Linked DNA regions of Homo sapiens: region 1 is linked to region 2. The links are chromatin loops, found by intact Hi-C in ENCODE. Cell type or tissue: heart left ventricle. All regions are shown on one strand. Links, peaks and the distances in the headings refer to the core of each region. The heading gives the core; the rest is flanking DNA. Region 1 overlaps ADAM22 (ADAM metallopeptidase domain 22). Region 2 overlaps RUNDC3B (RUN domain containing 3B).

Region 1 (9,352 bases), core at 4,317-6,816, 310 kb after region 2:
AAACTCTTTATGTCTATTAGCTCATGTAATCCTCATAACAGCCCTATGAGATAATTATCTCCAATTGACAGATGAGAAAATGGAGGCACGGGCAGTCTCTGTAATTTGTTTAAGATTACACAGCTGGTAAGGGAAGGCGCCAATAGCTCACATTGTTAACATCTACACTACACTGGTGCTCCACATGAAGTCAGTGCCCCATGTTCTAGTGTCTAGGACTTGTTTCAGCCCCCAAGACTCTGTGGCCTTCTGGGTTCCATTCCCTGTACAACCCAGATGTGAAGTACCACCCTATCTTCTCCATTAAATGCAACCGCAACCCTCAGTTCATGATGATCAGTGGCTCCCCTGGGAATTTGGAGGTGGTTTAAGGTCCAGGATTGCATTGTGTACCATTTTACCTGCTCTCCACCCCCTCCCCAAAGCTGAGAGTTACCAGCTTCTGTGGGATTATCTCACAAGGAGCAGTAGTCTCAGGCTAGGCTGGTTTCCTTGGAATTTCGGTGAAGAAAATGTCTTCAGTCTGTTACATCTCCATGTCATCCTGTTCTCTCTCCTCCATTTGTGAAACACTGAACATTTTAAGTAGTGTCAGTCCTTAAGTCATACTGTGAAGTAGGTAACATTTGCGCCTTTAAACCACCCATCCTATCGGTCCTTTCTGTTTCACTCTTTCGTATCTCAGTGAGTCAATTTAATTAGAAGCTTTCAGCTACTGAAGAAATAGAAGATTGGTGACAGGATGGAAAGAGGTCATTTAGAGAAGAGCTTCTCGAACTTTAATGTGCATATGAATCATCTAGGGACTTGTTAAAATACAGATTCTCTACAGTAGGTTGGGGGTGGGGCCTGAGATTCTGCATTTTTAACAACCTCCTAGTGATGTCAATGCTGCTTGTCTCTGAACTGCACTCTGAGTAGTAAGTATTTAAAGGTGACATCCTAAGATGGCAGAAGATTTACCTTCTTACCTTTCCAGGCACATTGAATCCAAATAAATGAATCTCTCTTAGTAGAATTTTATTAATGCAATTGGATGCTAAGAAAAACTTCACAATTTAAAACCCCGCCCATAAACTGCTTACCAGTTAAAGCCATTGCTGGTTTCAGAAAAGAATAGTATGAACCTGTTTATCTGGTAATCAATATAAACACTGTAAAAACAAGCATTTCCTCCATCAATATAATTTAGTGACTCTCAAATGATTTATATTCATTTTTACTTAGTTTTATGTAAAAGAGTATTGCTTTGCTGCTGCTCATGATTGAATTTCTTTTTTTTTTTTTTTTTTTTTTTTTGAGACAGGGTCTCTATCGCCCAGGCTGGAGTACAGTGGTGCCATCTCAGCTCACTGCGACCTCCACTTCCCTGGTTCAAGCGATTCTCCTGCCTCAGCCTCCCGAGTAACTGGGATTACAGGCATGCACTACCACATCCAGCTAATTTTGTATTTTTAGAAGAGACAGGGTTTCACCATATTGGCTGGGCTGGTTTGGAACTCCTGACCTCAAGGGATCCACCCACCTCAGTCTCCCAAAGTGCTGGGATTAGAGGCATGAGCCACTGCACCTGGCCCATGGTTGAATTTCTTATAACTAGGAAAGCAGATGATTAAACTTTGGTGCAAGGGTCACATATGTATTTCCTTTCTTTTCTTTTTTTGTCATTTTTTCTTTTGAGACAGAATTTCACTCTTTTTGTCCAGGCTGGAGTGCAGTAGCACAATCACAGCTCACTGCAGCCTCAAACTCCTGGGTTCAAATGATCCTCCTGCCTTAACCTCCCAAGAGGCTAGGAATACAGGTGCATGCCACCACATCCAGCTAATTTCAATTTTTTTTTTTTTTGTAGAGACAGGGTCTTGCTATGTTGCTTAGGCTGGTCTTGAACTTCTGGCCTTAAGTGATGCTCCTGCCTCGCCTCTGAAAGCATTGAAATTGTAGACATGAGACACTGTGCCTGACTCCCCATGTGTATTTCAATATCTCTTTCTTTGTTCCTCTAATATCACCTACATAAAAGAAAGGTCAAGTCAACTTTTATTTCCCTGAATTTTGATTTAGAGTCAGCTCACTCAGAGTGTTTATGAATAATTCTGTTAGAAAAGATTTGATAATGCTAATCTGAATAATGAAATATCATGCAGAGTTCTAGATGTGGAGGTGCATTGTGAGTAGAAACCTCCTGTGAAATGAAGCAGCTGATTCTCCTTGTGATGCAAAGACTTACATTCTTTATTTCTGTTTTCAGGGAGGAGAGCACTGTTACTACCAGGGCCATATCCGAGGAAACCCTGACTCATTTGTTGCATTGTCAACATGCCACGGACTTCAGTAAGTGTTCAAAAAGTTATTTTTACTGTTTGTTTTTTCAATAATTTATTTTCTTTATTATGAATGCACTATAGTAGATATCCCTATTTTGTGTCAAGAAATGACTTTAAATTGGTGATGGATCTGATTTTTTTTTTCTCTTTTGTATTTTATAAACCAAGCAGATTTTTAAATTAGGGTTGCAAATGGTCGGGCGTGGTGGCTCATGCCTATAATCCCAGCACTTTGGGGGGGTCTAGGCAGGCAGATCACCTGAGGTCAGGAGTTCGAGACCAGCCCAGCCAACATGGTGAAACCCTGTCTCTACTAAAAATACAAAAATTAGCCGGGCATGGTGGCAGGTACCTGTAATCCCAGCTACTCGGGAGGCTGAGGCAGGAGAATCACTTGAACCTGCGAGGTGAAGGTTGCAGTGAGCCAAGACCATGCCACTGCACTCCAGCCTGTGGGATAGAGCGAGACTCTGATTCAAAAAAAATAAAGAAAGAAAGAAAGAAAGAAAGAAAAGTCCTACATTTTGCAAAAGAAAGAAAAAATATATATTGTCAAGAAAAAAGATAAGCATACTTTAAGGAGATGCTAGACTCCATCTCAAAAAAATTAAATAAAATTAGAGCTGCAGAAAACAGAGGCTTTTGAATTTCACAATGATACCTTAAAATGATATTTGAAGCATTTTTCTAGTTTCATCCAAATTCAGACAGGAGTGATTTGGGTTAACTTTGGTGTCTGTTTCTGTGGATGTTTAGCCCCTTGATATTCTTCCCTACTCCTTCTTTATATTAGTTTTTATATTTTTGTCAAATAATAGCAGTTTCAGTAAATGGAAACGCCTGACTCCTTACACAAAGAGAAAAGGCTGCTAGTGATCTCAAGAGCTCATATGTCTTTGCCCCTTTTTTTCAGCCTGAATCCCACCTAATTCATAGCAAATCTGTGGGAGGGTCTGTCGTTTCTCAGAGATCTCCGAGGAACAAAGTTCATCCTTCCTCAAGGCCTTGCTTCCTTTCTCATAACCTTCTCTATCAAATAATGTTTGCTGATGTTTAACATGGGAATACATCCACTTCCTCCATCCTGTCGATAATGATAATGCACAGGTGGTTGTTTCTTACTTGTTTTGTAACCCCTTATAAAGCTACCGTGTCATTCCTCAGCATTCTCTTTTAACTAAATCGTTTCATTTCCTTCTTGTTTGTTTTACTTTTTGGCACAGAACAATCCAGCACTTTAATTTTGTTAAATTTTCGTTGAGAAACTTTAAAATAATTCCTTTTTGTTACCATCTTAGAGATGTGGCTTTTCATCTAACAAGCAGTTACTGGGTGTCTCCTGTGTGCCAGCCCTAGGAATATTAAGGCGATTGAAACACAAGTCCTGGGAGCTCACAGTCTCATGAGGAGGCCAAATCTAGCCCATTTCCTGATGTGGAACATGATAGGTATATTTGCTTTTTTTTTGAGAGAGAGAGAGGAAAAAAAAAAAAACAAAACTGGGAAAAATGCAAGCTAAGCATTGTCACCGAAGAACAGGTGGCACCTAAGGGCTCTGGAAACATGCCACCTGAAGACAGTGGAGTGCAATAGGTTGGAATAGCCTATCCAAGGGAGAGGGTTACACTGACAGATCTTAAATCTAGGAAAGAGAGCTAATGGACACGGCCAGAAAATCTAGCTAGTCTGCCTGAGTGACACCTCTGGTCAGGATCTGGGAATAAGCATATTAGGCAGAAAGGAAAGAATATAAGTGTAAGTTAAATAACCAGAGACAGGAGGCCATGTGTCTGAGAGCATGGAAGACTTCCATTTCCTTGTTTGTGCTAAAAGACTACTGTGAATAAAGGTGTACATTTATTTACTTTAAATACATTATTTGAAGAAAGAGGTTTTTACAAACATGGAATCCATGCTTAATATCAGACAGTCTCTGTTTTCTTATTAGGAAAAAGAAACATTGAAGTCCTTTTCAGCAGTAAAATTGTTACATCTGAGCTCAAGACAAGCACATCTGTCACCTAGGAATAGTACAGTGAGACCTGTTCACATTTGTGACAGCAAGTGTATATTGGGGGTAAAAAATGAAGTGTTTTTTTTCCCCTTTTCTCTCTCTTAAAATCTCAATCCAAAGTCCTAGTGTCAGCATCTTTCTCAGTACTCGTTCCAGTCTGCCTTCTGGTTTTCCAAATGGACTCAATGTTGTGAGAATCAGAGAGAAGATATTTGTGCCTTCTAAGGGCTATAAATGGACCTGAGAACCTAAGAATGATACCTGTTACTAATCCTACTATAGTCTTGTAAAGAAGGATTGAAAAATAACTTTTAGGCCGGGCACGGTGGCTCACCCCTGTAATCCCAGGCATGAGCCACCATGCCCACTTTTCTTTTTTCTTTTCTTTTCTTTTTTTTCTTTTCTCTTCTCTTTTCTTTTTCTTTTCTTTTGTTCTTTCATTCATTCGTTCATTTGTTCGTTCGTTCATTCATTCTTTCTTTTGTTCATTCTTTTCTGTCAGAGTCTCACTCTGTCCCACAGGCTGAAGTGCAGTGGTATGATCTCAGCTCGCTGCAGCCTCCGCCTCCCAGGTTCAAGCCATTCTTGTGCCTCAGCCTCCTGAGTAGCTGGGATTACAGGTGGCTGCCAGCATGCCCATCTAATTTTTGTATTTTCAGTAGAGACGGGGTTTTGCCATGTTGGCCAGGTTGGTCTCGAACTCCTGACCTCGTGATCCGCCCACCTCAGCCTCCCAAAGTGCTGAGATTACAGGGTTATTTTAATTAAGTAAATTTTATATCTCCTTTTAAGAATGTTTTTATTTAAAACTAAATAAAAATAAACAGAAAACCTATCGTGTGTCTTGGAACATTGTCAGAATTGTGTATGACCATTTTAGGCTTTCTTAGACTTTTATGAGCACATAGGATAAATATAACCTTGTATCATCTTGTTGTTTAGTAATTATTGCTTCTCATCTTGACTTTACTTTCTGGAAGAAATGTTTTGGGGGGATGTTATGAAATATTGAATAATGTATGTTGTCCCAATTACAGTGGTTTAGATATGAGATATATTATGTCATCCATGACTCATCCTTTATAAATTACCAAGTGCGTACTGTTTTTTTTTTCATTTTTGATTTATTAAATTCAGTTCAATAATATAAATAAGGGAAAATCAGATTCGTATATCTTTCCCATAAAGAACCTGCAAGGTCACATTTGTTTGGAGTCAAAGGACTAATAGGCAATGTTTTGATCTTGGTGTGTTTGGTGTTAATGCAAAAATCTTGTTACTGTGGGAACCTTAAAGCACGGAGTTAAGTTTGAGTTTATTGCCCTCTTGTGGAAATTTGTAAGAATGGCTTTTTCATTTCAAAATCTTATTTTGATACAACCTTTTGAAATTTTAGCTCAATTGGTCTGTGACGACTTGGTCTTAGCTATAGGTTTTTATCAAGTATACTGTTATGGACTCAATATAAAAATTAGGATTTATATAAGTAAAACAAAAATATTTCAGTTCTCAAAGCATATAAAACACATGTATTTTTTCATTATTAAGGAATTAATAATGGCATATTATCATATAGCAATCTAGAGTCTTCTGAGATACAGATAGTGTCAGAATCTGTTGTCTTCATATTGCCTACATGATGTTTAAGTCCAATAAAAAAATGACTTTCTCATTGGACATTAACCTAGTATAAGGATAAATAACACTCAGTACTATTTTAAGAAAATAATCTGCTTGCTACTTTGTTGGTGTTGCCACGTGAATTTTGGCAAACTATGATGGTTTCATATGACTTTCTGGATGGATATGGCTAGTTCTCAGCAAGGGTAGAGAGATACTCCCTGCCATATTTGGTCTACGTTTTTGAAAGGCTCCCCCTCTGACTCCTTGGGCACATATTGTCAGTAATGTCTTACAAACTGCATCTGTTTATGTTTAAATTCCAAATAGAATGTCATCCAAATTCAGAAAGTACATGTGGCTGAAAACAGTGCAGCTGTGAGAATAATCATTCTGTGAGTATATAGAAGTTGAGGACATGTGGAAGATGTTATAGCAGGAATGAAAGAATTTGGATAGAGGCAGAACTTGGAGGCCATTATAATTATAGCTCATGGAATTTCACCAATTTCACTAAATCTTCAATGAAAGACAAATACTAGTTTATGTTTAGGAGCTTGGCTGTCACATAATCATTTCTACCAAAAACTAAAAAATTACTACAGCTCATAGCTTTGCTACCCTCAGATGCCTGAATGATAAGACAAGTTTCTTTAACATCATAAAGGGCCTGATCTCAGTAAAAGGATCATGTTCTTCTAAAAGCAGCAGCTATCAGAATCTGTCTGAGTGGGAGCTGAGGCCATTTGTATATTGAAGTGCTCTCCAGAGGATTTCTCAGATGGCTGGTAGCCACCCCCAGCCTACGAGGTCCAAAATGGAATTTTTTATTTTTAAAGAAATATAGGGTCTTGCTCTGTCACCCAGGCTGGAGTACAGTGGCACAATCATCAATCACTGCAGCCTTGAACTCTTGGGTTCAGGTGATCCTCCCACCTCAGCCTCCCAAGTAGCTGGGACTACAGGTGTGTGCATCACCAGGCCCAGCTAACTTTTTAAAAATTTTTTGTAGAGAGAGAGTCTTGCCACTCACTACGTTGCCCAGGCTGGTCTCAAACTCCTGGCCTCATGTGATTTCCCCCCGCCTTGGCCTTCCAAAGTGTTGGGATTCCAGATGTGAGCCCCATGCCCAGCTCAAAACTGAACTCTTAAAGGATTTGCATCCTTCCCTCTGCTTCCTGCTTCCCTAGGCCCATCCCGAAAAGTTCTTTCTGCATCCCCCCTGCCTGCCCTCTTTTTTTTTTTTTTTTTTTTTTTTTTGAGACAGGGTCTCACTCCATTACCTCTTTTTTTATCTTGTTAAATGACATGTCCATTTTTCCAGTTGCTCAGGTCAAAACTTGGAGTCTTCACTAACTCTTCTCTGTTTTACGTACTTTGTTTCAAATCCATCAGTAAATCCTACTGGTTGTACCTTCAAAATATATCTGGAATTTGACCAGTTCTCACCACCTCTACTATTACTGCTCTGATCTAAGCCAGCATCTTCTTTCGCCTGGATTATTGCAGTAACTTCCCTGCTTCTATCCTTGCTGTGCTAAAAATTATTGTAACATAGTATCTGGCATGATCATTATAAAACTTAAGAAAGATTGTATTTCCCATCTGCTTAGAACTTTGCAGTGGCTCTTCATCTCTCTTAGAGTAAAAGCCAAGGCCCTAGGAAGTGCCCACCTAGTATGGCCCCCAAGACCCTCTGGCACCATTTATTGCCCTTCACCTGATTATTTTCTTCCCTAGAACTTATCACTGTCATATGTATGTGTATGTGTGTGTGTATATATATATATAATATATATATTATAAATAAATAAATAAATATATATATATATATATATATATATATATATATATAGTAAGTCCTAGAATACTTATGAGCACCACAAGGACAGAGAATTGGTCTGTTTTGTTTGCTATTGTATCCCCAGCACCTAGAACAGTGCATTGTAGGTGCTCTGTAAACACGCTGATTGAATGAAGGAATGCATGAATGGAGGTAGGTAGCAGGTTGCAAATGGGCAGTTCGTGGTCCCATCTGTCTGGGCTCTGTTCCTATTTCTGCTCTTACTGGTTAAATAATTTGGCAAGTTACTTTATCTCTTTGGGTTTCAGTTTCCTTACTTATAAAATAAGGATAGTCGTTGTACTTCTCTTGTAGATTTGTGGAAAAGATTAAATGAGTGTAAAGTATTTAGCTTGTGGCAAGTTGTTCAAATGTGTTAGCTCTTGTTACTAGAGCATCTTCCATGTTTATGGTAGGTCGGGCGTTCTCAGTATAGTCCCTGAAAACCTGCATCAGGATCACCTGGAGCTTATTTAAAATGCAATTTCCTGGGTTCCAGTCCATAAATCTGAGGAGAGTCCTGAAAGAGCTGCGTTTTTACTAGCTCTCCAGATGACTTTTTGCATATGAAAATCTTGGAATTCTATGTTAGAGGAAGAAGTGATGGGCAACAGCTAGAGCATGGCAATCCTGAGCATGGGGTCAGGTGAGGATGAGGTGACTCTACCTATAAGGAATCAGAAGGAGGGGCCTTCCCTCTCAGTGGTGTGTGTGGTGTGTCTGGAGGTGATGGATGGGACTGGGAAATGGGCATTGAGAAGCAAATGGGCCCTCTGGCTGCTGCTGATTTTAAAATGATCTTGTTCTGGGATGAGAGTCGATGGCCATGCCTAATTATTTTTTTGTCGTTGGCAGTGGGATGTTCTATGACGGGAACCACACATATCTCATTGAGCCAGAAGAAAATGACACTACTCAAGTAAGTGCTCCTTCTGTTTGTTGTGGCAAATGGAAATGTTTATGCTGAGAGCTTTTTTCCTCTCCTTTTTTTATCTCTACTTTATTTCATTTTTATATTTTTTAGGGTTAAGATAGTAAACATATGTACAGATGCTCCTCAACTTATGATGGGTCTATGTCCTGATAAACCTATCATAAGTTAAAATATTATAAGTAAAAAACGTATTTAATACCCTGATAAATGCATCATAAAGTCAAAAACATGTATGTTGGGGACTGTCTGTATATTTTAAACTAAATATTGAGTAAGTCAAAACCACAAGTGTTTTTTAAAAAATTTCTTGCCAGGTGTGGTGGCTCATGCCTGTAATCCCAGCACTATTGGAGGCAGAGGTGGGCATGAGGTCAGGAGTTAGAGACCAGCCTGGCCAACTTGGTGAAACCCCGTCTCTACTAAAATACAAAAATTAGCCAGGTGTGGTGGCATGCGCCTGTAATCCCAGCTACTTGGGAAGTTAAGGCAGAAGTATTGCTTGAACCTCCTGCCACTGCGCTCCAGCCTGGGTGACAGAATGAGACTCCGTCTCCAAAACAAACAAACAAACAAACAAAAAATTTCTTTTGTTTCTTTCTCTTTTATATTGGAAA
Region 2 (9,352 bases), core at 2,307-4,806:
AGAGACTTGTTTAGATTTAGGTTTAACTTTTTGGGCAAGAATATTTCATTGGTAAATAGGTAAATAGCATAATTTTTGGACATCTGTCTCCTTTTAAGGTTGCTTCTTTCAGTATGTTTTCTTTAAAGGGAAATAATTGTAAAGTTATATAAAGTAAATCTTTATCCCATGACTATGTCTAAAGTTAAAAAAGAAAATAACACGAATGAAGAACATTGTAATATTAATTATGAAGAAGTTAGGATATTCACAAGCCATATACATGTTTTCCAATTCCAGGAAGCTTTAAATGAATAAAGAAGAAGAAATTCTCATTACTCCTCTTGGTATTAAATTGCTTTTGTAACTTCTCTGATATTGTTTTATTAACAGATATTTATTGAGAAAGTATGGTGAGTCAGGCCCAGTTCTAGGCGCTGGTGATTCAAGAATGAATTAAACATATAGTTCCTACCCTTATAGAGTTTATGTTGAGTAGAGGGCAAGGACCAACAATAAACAGATAGCATCTGTCAGATACCTCTTCCAAAGTAGTAAAGAGAAGCTGGAGGTAGGCAGTTCTGTTTTCCTGCTTTTCCTAAGGGAGTCAGGGGTTAGAGTATATGTAACACCTTTATCTTTGGTGACTTTCCCTTTCTTTGACCTTCAGTAATTGCTACCTAGGTATTCTTTCCATTAACATAAAATTCTATATTACTATAGTTATTTTCATGAAGATTGATAGCCTATGATTTTCTCAGTGTGCCGTGTCACAAATAGTACTGGAGCACATTTAAGTACTCACAACCAATACTGGAGTACATCTTAAGAATTACACAAGGCCAGGCGCGGTGGTTCATGCCTGTAATCGCAGCACTTTGGGAGGCTGAGGTGGGTGGATCACGAGGTCAAGAGATCAAGACCATCCTGGCCAACATGTTGAAAGCCCGTCTCTACTAAAAGTACAAAAATTAGCTGGGCATGGTGGCGTGTGCCTGTAGTCCCAGCTACTCAGGAGGCTGAGGCAAGAGATCACTTGAACCTGGAAGGCGGAGGTTGCAGTGAGCCAAGATCGTGCCACTGCACTCCAGCCTGGGTGACAGAGCGAGACTCCGTCTCAAAAAAAAAAAAAAAAAAAAAGAATCACTCAAATCAGACAGTAAGTGGTAAGTGGAAAATTACAACAATTTGCTATATTGCTGATGCTAGTAATTTTTCTAGCATCAGAATTGCTCACTCACACTTTCAAAACTTTCCTCATAGCCCAAGGGCTTTAAATATATTATCTTATCAAAATTAAAAATTACTTCAAGTCATGGACCTTTGGAGTTGCATTGGAATATTTGGAACCACAGATGTTACATCCTTAGATTTCAGGGGTTAGATCCTTATAAATGTCCAACAGCTGAAAGTATAACCACATCATGAGCATTGGCACAGCATCTGGGGTGAGGAAGAAGCAAAGTAGAGGGGAGAGGATAACCTTCAAGCCTGGAGCCACAAGAAAAAGAATCAAATAAATGAACAAGAGAATAACTTTGAATTGGCGAAGTATTACTATCAAAGTCTAGAATATGGATTTCTAGATCTTTTAGAAGACCTCGTACCACATTTTCTTTGTTCACTCACTACTGATGGGCACTTATGTTTATTCCATAACTTGGCTGTTGTGAATAGTGCTACAGTGGACATAATTGTGCAGAATCTCTTCAACATACTGATTTCAAATCATTCAGGTACCCAGAAGTGGGATGGCTGGATCATATGGTAATTCTATTTTCAGTTTTTTGAGGAACCACCATGCAGTTTTCCATAATGAATGTACTAATTTACATTCCCACCAACAGTGTAGAAACATCCTCATTTCTCCACTCATCTTTTCTTTTCTTTTTTTTTTTTTTTTGAGACAGGGCCTCTGTCATCCAGGCTGGAGTGCAGTGGCACAATCACAGCTCACTGCAGCCTTGACCTCCAGGCTTAAGTGATCCTACCACCTCAGCCTTTCAAGTAGCTAGGACTACAAGCATGTACCACCTTGCTCAGCTAATTTTTAAAACTTTTTTGTATAGATAGGTTCTCACTGTGTTGTCCAGGCTGGTCTTGAACTTCTGGGCTCAAGTGATCCTCCCAAAGTTCTGAGATTACAGGTGTGAGCCACTGTACCCAGCCAAAATTCATTTATGTTTTATGTACACCTTATACACATAAGTCTGAAGATAATTTATACAATATTTTTTATAATTTTGTGCATGATACAAAATTTTGAGTGTGTTTTAATTGCAACACTTCACATGAGGTCAGGTGTGGAATTTTTCACTGTGGTGTCACTTTGCTTCTGAGAAAGTTGTGGATTCTGGAGCATTTTGGATTTTCAAATTAGGAATGCTCAAGTTGTATATACATTATAGAGGTAGCACAGTAATGATGATCCAGGGAAACCATCACTAAGAAGTTGATATTTGAGCAGGGTTTTTCAGGAGTTCCCCACGTGACCAAGGAATAGAAAGAAAGAAAGGGTATTCTGGGTACAGAGAATAGCACATACAGAAACATGGATGCAAAACATCATGTGAGGAAGACCAGTGAGGTAAAATTTTAAGTCAAGTACTATTTGAAGCAAATCGTTTTTCTGGGAAAACTGAAATAACTTTTATTGGGACTGTTCCATTTTTTACCTGGGATGAGCCTCTATTTAAAAATTAATATTCCGATTGGGCGTGGTGGCTCACAACTGTAATCTCAACACTTTGGGTGGCTGAGGTGGGTGGATCACTTGAGACCAGAAGTTTGAGACCAGCCTGGCCAACATGGTGAAACCCTGTCTCTAGTAAAAATACAAAAAGAAAAAAAAAATTAGCTGGGCGTTGTGGCACATACCTGTAGTCCCAGCTACTTGGGAGGCTGAGGCAGGAGAATTGCTTGAACCCAGGAGGCGGAGGTTGCACTGAACTGAGATTGTGCCACTGCACTCCTGGGCGAAAGAGCAAGACTGTTTCAAAAAAAATTAATATTTCTGTAAAACACCCTTCATTATTAGAGGAGAGAGGTAAATATACCCTTCTTGATGGCTCAAAGTCATGTGATAAATCTTCACAAATTGAATTTTAGCAAATTACATAATGAACAAGTGAGATATAGAAAGCTGTTTTTGAAAGAGACAGTAAATAACTGCATTTTTGCTGAATTTTTTTCAAAAACAATGAGAAAATAATTTCCTCCTGAAACGATATAAAGCGTCCATAGTGAAAAGTCCTTGGTGTTTATAATTAATCCAGAGTCTTATTGTATTGCATTATATTGTATTGCATTGTATTGCTCTGTACTTAGTCAAGATAAACTAATAGACCGGCTGCAGTGGCTCACACCTGTAATCCCAGCACTTTGGGAGGCCAAGGTTGGCGGATCACTTGAGCCCAGGAGTTTGAGACCAGCCTAGACAACAGGGCAAAACCTGGGTCTCTATAAAAGATGCAAAACTTAGCTGGTCATGGTGGTTGCATGCTTGTAGTCCCAGCTACTGGGAGGCTGAGAGGTGGAAGGATCACTTGAGACTCAGAGATTGAGGCTGCAACGAGCCATGATTGTGCTACTGCACTCCAGCCTGGGCGACAGAGCAACCCTGTCTCAAAAAAAATAAAAGATAAATTAAAAATAATCATATGAGTCTTATGAGGGAGGGAAAGTGGGTAAATGGACACAAAAAAAATTAGAAAGAATAAGACCTAGTGTTTGCTAGCACAACAGAGTGACTATAGTCAAAAGTAATTTAATTATACATTTAAAAATAACCAAAAGAGTATTATCAGATTGTTTGTAACACAAAGGTTAAATGCTTGAGGTGATGGATTCCCCATTTACCCTGGTATGATTATTACATGCCTCTGTCAAAATATCTCATGTAACTCATAAATATACACACCTATTATGTACCCACAAAAATTAAAAATACAAATTAAGGCAAGGCATAGTGGCTCACGCCTGTAATCCCAGCACTTTAGGAGGCCTAGGTAGGCGCTCCACCTGAGCCCAGGAGTTTGAGACCAGCCTGGGCAACATAGGGAGACCCCGCCTCAGCAAAGAGTGATGGTGCACACCTGTGGTCCCAGCTATTGGGAGATGGAGGTGGGAGGATCACTTGACCCTGGGAATTTGAGTTTGCAGAGAGCCATGATCGTATCACTGCACTTCACCCTGGGTGACAGATTGAGACCCTACTCAAAATAAATAATGAATAAAATAAAATAAAAATGTTTAAAAAACATAAGAAAAATTATAAATCTAAAAAGAATAAAGCATCAGTGGCAAAATACATATTTATACATAGTTATGAATTATATATTTAGAAGATATAGGAACTTTTCAGGGGTTAGCTAGGTTCCACAGAATAAATTGTATTTATTGACTTTTTCTGTCATTCCCAGAAGGACTTGCTTAAGATGTGGAACTATTTTTCCTTTGAAAAATAAAACAGCTCTTTGAACCTTAACTGAAAACTATAGTTTTGTTTCTAACAATTTTGCAGGAGAGCTAGACTCCATTTTTCAGTTGAGAAGTTTTGGGTTTATAAATCCACAGTATTTTGAATTTACATATATCCATCAAATACACATTCAGGTCAAAAAATTGAGGATATATTTATAGATCACATGAAATAGCCAATTGATAAACTGACACATACGTCAACATAATTACATATAAGAAACAAAATTTTACTTTCAAATGACAGATTTTTATCTGCAGAGTAAAAGATCTTTATGCAAAAGCAAGATAGAGGAGATTCCTCAAGGATCTAGAAGCCTATTAGAAGCGGTAGAGTATAATAAGGAAGGAGAATTTAAATTGTACTTTCTATACTCCCTCTTCTATGAGGATGTTTCTCATGAAAACTACAACAATCACAAAGACTTTTAGATGATTGCTTCTTCACGTATTTTAAGTGTGTCCTCCACTGCCTACCTAATACATTTACTTGATATTCGTTGTGAATATATTTTTTTCGATTGTCATGAAAATGCTGTCCGTGAATATTTTGCAGATTTAATCTAAATTTTTAGTTTAAAACTTTACTTTTTGTTATGAGGTGGTATATGGGAAATCAGCAAGAATCCATATAAGGCCTCAAGCTGGAAAAGTTTTCATTTAGTGGTCATGTGAATTATATGTTGAGGAGATTCAGCAATATGTCCAATATTATGATAACCATTTACAGTGAATAAATATGAAACAAAGCTACCGTTCCCAAGTAGCTTATAATCAAAGTAGAAGATCCATAAAACATTAAAATATTTAAATAATTGATTATTAAACTGTATGAGACTCACCACAAAGCAATACAAGTTGTATCATTGTGAACAGAAGTAGTCTGAAGATCTTTTCGAATGAGGTAGAAAACCAAAAGAACCTTGGAAGATGGATGGAATTTGGATCTTTTGAATAATAATAGGGATATAGTTAATGCTGGGAGAGCAAACACAAGGAGATGATACTTTCAGTGTATAAGTAAACTTGAGTTTTAAATATTTTTCCCTAATAGAGTAGCCTTGCAACTTGCTGTCTCAGTAGCTGTATTTAAGCTTTACAAGTGTCAGAACCTGCCTCATAGTTAGGCTTGACTGGATTATATGTAGCTTAAAATCCATATAAAGAGATCCTTTCTTTAATGGTTTTGAGTCATTGCAGTAATAAAATTAAATTATGTTATTTTGAGAAGCCAAATTCCTAAATAATTCCTATTGAGAATCTAAAGAGAAATTATCTATCTAGAAATTTAGAGGTAGATACCACGGGGAAGTTCTGAAAATTAGCTGTGATAATTCTACTCTTGCTACTTTCATAATAAATTAAACAGTTTTCCTTCAGTGTACCTTCTATAGAATCATTGTCTTAATGAGGGAATGAGAAATTGACTTATAGATAAGTGATAAATAGAATCTATCACATATAAAATAATTCAGTTTTTAGATAGCAGACTAATTTCAGCATTGGTTAGCATTTTAATTAAAGTCAAATGTCACATATTTTAACCTTTATCACTGATTTAATACCATTAAATAATAGCAATTATTGAGTAACTTAAGTTGAAACCATTTTTAAGCTTGGCCAATTAAGAAAAATATCATTATTCTTCATATTAACATTAATTGGATTACCTTTGAGTAGGTTTTGATATTAACTGGGTATATTTCACTTGTTCTAGGGTAAGTGGTAGGATTCTTTGGTTGCAAACAACCACAATCAATTCTTGTGCACAAATAGAATTCATTATAAAGAGATCAGCAGCTCACAGAATGGATAGAAAGACTGGATAAATAGGCTTAGAAAGAAGGAGACTGAGCTACCCCAGAGGGCTGGAAGCAGGAACTGCAGTAATGTCTCTTTGCTGGTACATTCTGTTCAGGGACCCACCACTAAAGTGAATAAACTGCTCTGTTTATTTATTACTCTAAACAGACTCTAGTCAAGATTCAAAAATACAAGGATGAGGTTCTCAACTTAACTTAATTCACTTGCCTGTCCCATAGTGTACTTGAGTGATGAAAGAAAAGGCCTTACACAAGGATTCTCCAGGAACCTTTCCTCTTCATAGTGGCAGAGCAAGTGCCAGGATTTGTTGTCTCCACATTCCTCACAAAAGATGGGAAATAGATGCTGTGTGGGAGGAAAACTACACCTATTCCATTAGCTGAGATCTTTTATCTCCTGTTTCAGAGGACCAGGCAGCTGCTCATAGAAAACATCATTAGGATTTCTAAGGACAAAGGTCTAAAGACAGTACCTTAATTTGTCATTAGGCAAAAATCTCCGTGGACAATAGTTATATAAAAACTGTTGTGGAACTTCAGTTCTCTTTTCCATTTAATGAGGTATAAAACTTTTCACTTTCCAGAAAGAATATATTCTAAATTGGAGGTTGTTAATTACTATTATTAACTGTGTTCTACCAGTGCCATTTCCTCACAGATGCACCTTTGCTTTTCTCACATTCTGCCTGAATATTTCCTGTAAGCCAATTATGACATTGAAATTGAGTTTTCCAGTAATGTTCACTAGATTCCCTCAAGAAATGGAATATATGATAGAGAAAAACCTAAGAGAATCCAAAATAATGGTGGTTTATCATAATAGATTCTCTGGCCAATAATTCCTATTTTTGTTTTGCATGATTTTCCTGTCAGTCTTAAAATTTTCCCAGCCACTCTCTTTGTAAAGCTTTACTGTTTTCATTTTTGAAAAAATGTTTAAGTACTTTAAAAGTCCTTTTAAAAATTTCTTTTCCACTGAAATGAAATTGTGGCCACTAGGCTAAAATCATATCTTACTAGGATACATTCTCACTAACTTTGGCCTATTTTAGTATTCCATCCTGAGACAGAATCTAGTGTTTACATCAGATAATGTTTCCTTGTGGACATAGTGGAACAAGTATTTTTCAGTGCACACAGATACCCCATAAAATCAGAAATATCCATCTGTAGCCTGTTAGAGACATATGAAATATAGTTACTCCATTAGTATCATTGTAAACAGCCAGGGGTGGCATGCAGGCTGATTTTCTTTAGTGCAGTATTGTGCTGCCCTTACCTCACTGACTCACCTCTCTGTTACCCACAACAGGACTTTTATCTGTGGAAGTTAGTGGCAGGCACATATTACTTCTCTGCTTCTGAATTGATGGCTCAGAACATTGGCACACTAAAGCCATGGACTCCTGTTGGAGGATGCAGGTTACCTAAATGGTACTTTAAGGCCTTTTATAGGTAGAGTAAGACCTTTGCTTTTAAATTCTTTTTTAACCATCAACTTAAATGTTGAATTAATCCTGTGACAATGATCAGTTGGTTTTTGAAGTCTGAAATTTTGGCAGAAAGCAAATTCTTTTCTAAGTTGATATTAGGAAGTAACAGTTCTATAAAAATTAAAACCATGGATTGTTATAATGGCTTCATTCTGTAGTTAAAACATTTACAGTGTTTTATACTGCTCAGTGTAGTTGTCATTGATTTAATCATTTTCATGAAGATTTATCAGTAGTCACTTCCATCAAAAACAGTCATGGGATTCAAGCCAGCAACAGTGTGTTAAAAAGAAAAGAAAAAATAGTTATGAGAATCTCATGGATTTTTTTATTTTATATTTTTTTGCAGTCAGTTTTTTTTTCATTTTAATCACTTTTCCTTTACTTGAATTAAAATACTTTAATAGATTGTGTCTGAGTTTTGAAGCTAGGAAATCATACACATGGAATCTTTACTTATTAAATATTTTAATTGGCTTGATAACCTGTATCTTTAAGATATCACTTCCTTTTAATTAAGATATAAAATGCTACTTGGGTCTTTTAGTACTTTAGTAATAATGTGAAAAGATAGTAAGTCTAAATTTCACAAGTAGTGATTTGTTGTAACCAGCGGAAAAAAAATGAAGAACACATATTGCAGGAGAAAGAACAATCATTGTCCCAACCATCCTTGCTGTAGTTCTGTTCACAATCTATTAACAAACCAATTTTATAAGATAAATTTTGGGGGCCTAAATTGATACCATTAGGTTCCTCTGCCATTGTAGAACAGTGAAGACAAAAGCACTCACCATCTTAATATTCACAGGACTGTGCTAAAGAATAATGATTTAAGATCGAGACAAGAGTTAACTGCCCATCTCACCAACCAGTGGCCTTCTCCAGGAGCTCTGGATGTCAATGCTGTTGCCTTGGATACGTTGCTTTACCGAAAACACAATAAACAGTGGTATGAGTAAGTGTAATACTTTTTTTTCCAACTAATTAATAGTTAGTTGTACCAAAACATATGGCTATCTACTTTGGTTTCTCAGTTATTCTTTCTGAACTTATTATTATCTTAGAGCAAAGACAAGATTTCGGACTACTTTGGTAAGGTTAGATTATCTGAGAAATTCTTATGCCATATTGTACCAGCTGTCTACTTTTCCTTTAGTTGAATCTTCAGCCAGTCCTTCAGTTAAATATATGAGCTTGTGTTTAATGAGCCATCTATTTTTGAATTCTATCATTGGTGTGGTATTTGCCTTAGGACTAATTTTCCCACTTGTCATAAAACACAATTTGAAGGAATAGAAAGATATTTACTTGTTCCTGGTGGTTCTGAAGAATTCTATTCATTTTCAATAAATCTGATTTTTAGAAACCGTAGAAGATATAATCACTTCACCTATGGGCCACAAGATCTTTTTCTTATTTCTTTGTCCCGATGTTCAGGACTATTTCATTTAGTTACAGTATCCTAATGTTGAGAGAGCTGCAGAGTCTTAGGCTGTTTTCCTTTAGGTAATCTTCATCTTGAAACTTGTAAGTTGTATTATCCTCTTTTGGCTTTTAGCCACTTTTCCACCTTAA

What was found. Hi-C counts contacts between places; a loop is a spot of excess contacts. Peaks named below come from ENCODE experiments on the same cell type or tissue, not always from the same donor. Only the 100,000 strongest peaks of a DNase experiment are listed, where the experiment ranks them.
Region 1: it touches region 2 in a loop (4-fold over the local background); 66 of 110 quality-filtered maps call a loop at or near these places.

The regions. Positions count from the first base shown.
Region 1 is chr7:88,105,925-88,115,276 of GRCh38, forward strand. It overlaps ADAM22 (ADAM metallopeptidase domain 22), which reads left to right. Exons shown (of 32, transcript NM_001324418.2): 5 at 2,252-2,334; 6 at 8,660-8,723. Among named protein-coding and RNA genes, the nearest start is that of SRI-AS1, 110 kb to the right of the region's middle. In heart left ventricle, for the core only: a CTCF peak has its summit at 5,675 (motif pointing left); no DNase peak of the experiment used is centred there.
Region 2 is chr7:87,798,788-87,808,139 of GRCh38, forward strand. It overlaps RUNDC3B (RUN domain containing 3B), which reads left to right. Exons shown (of 11, transcript NM_001134405.2): 9 at 8,586-8,732. Among named protein-coding and RNA genes, the nearest start is that of SLC25A40, 73 kb to the right of the region's middle. In heart left ventricle, for the core only: no CTCF peak of the experiment used is centred there; no DNase peak of the experiment used is centred there.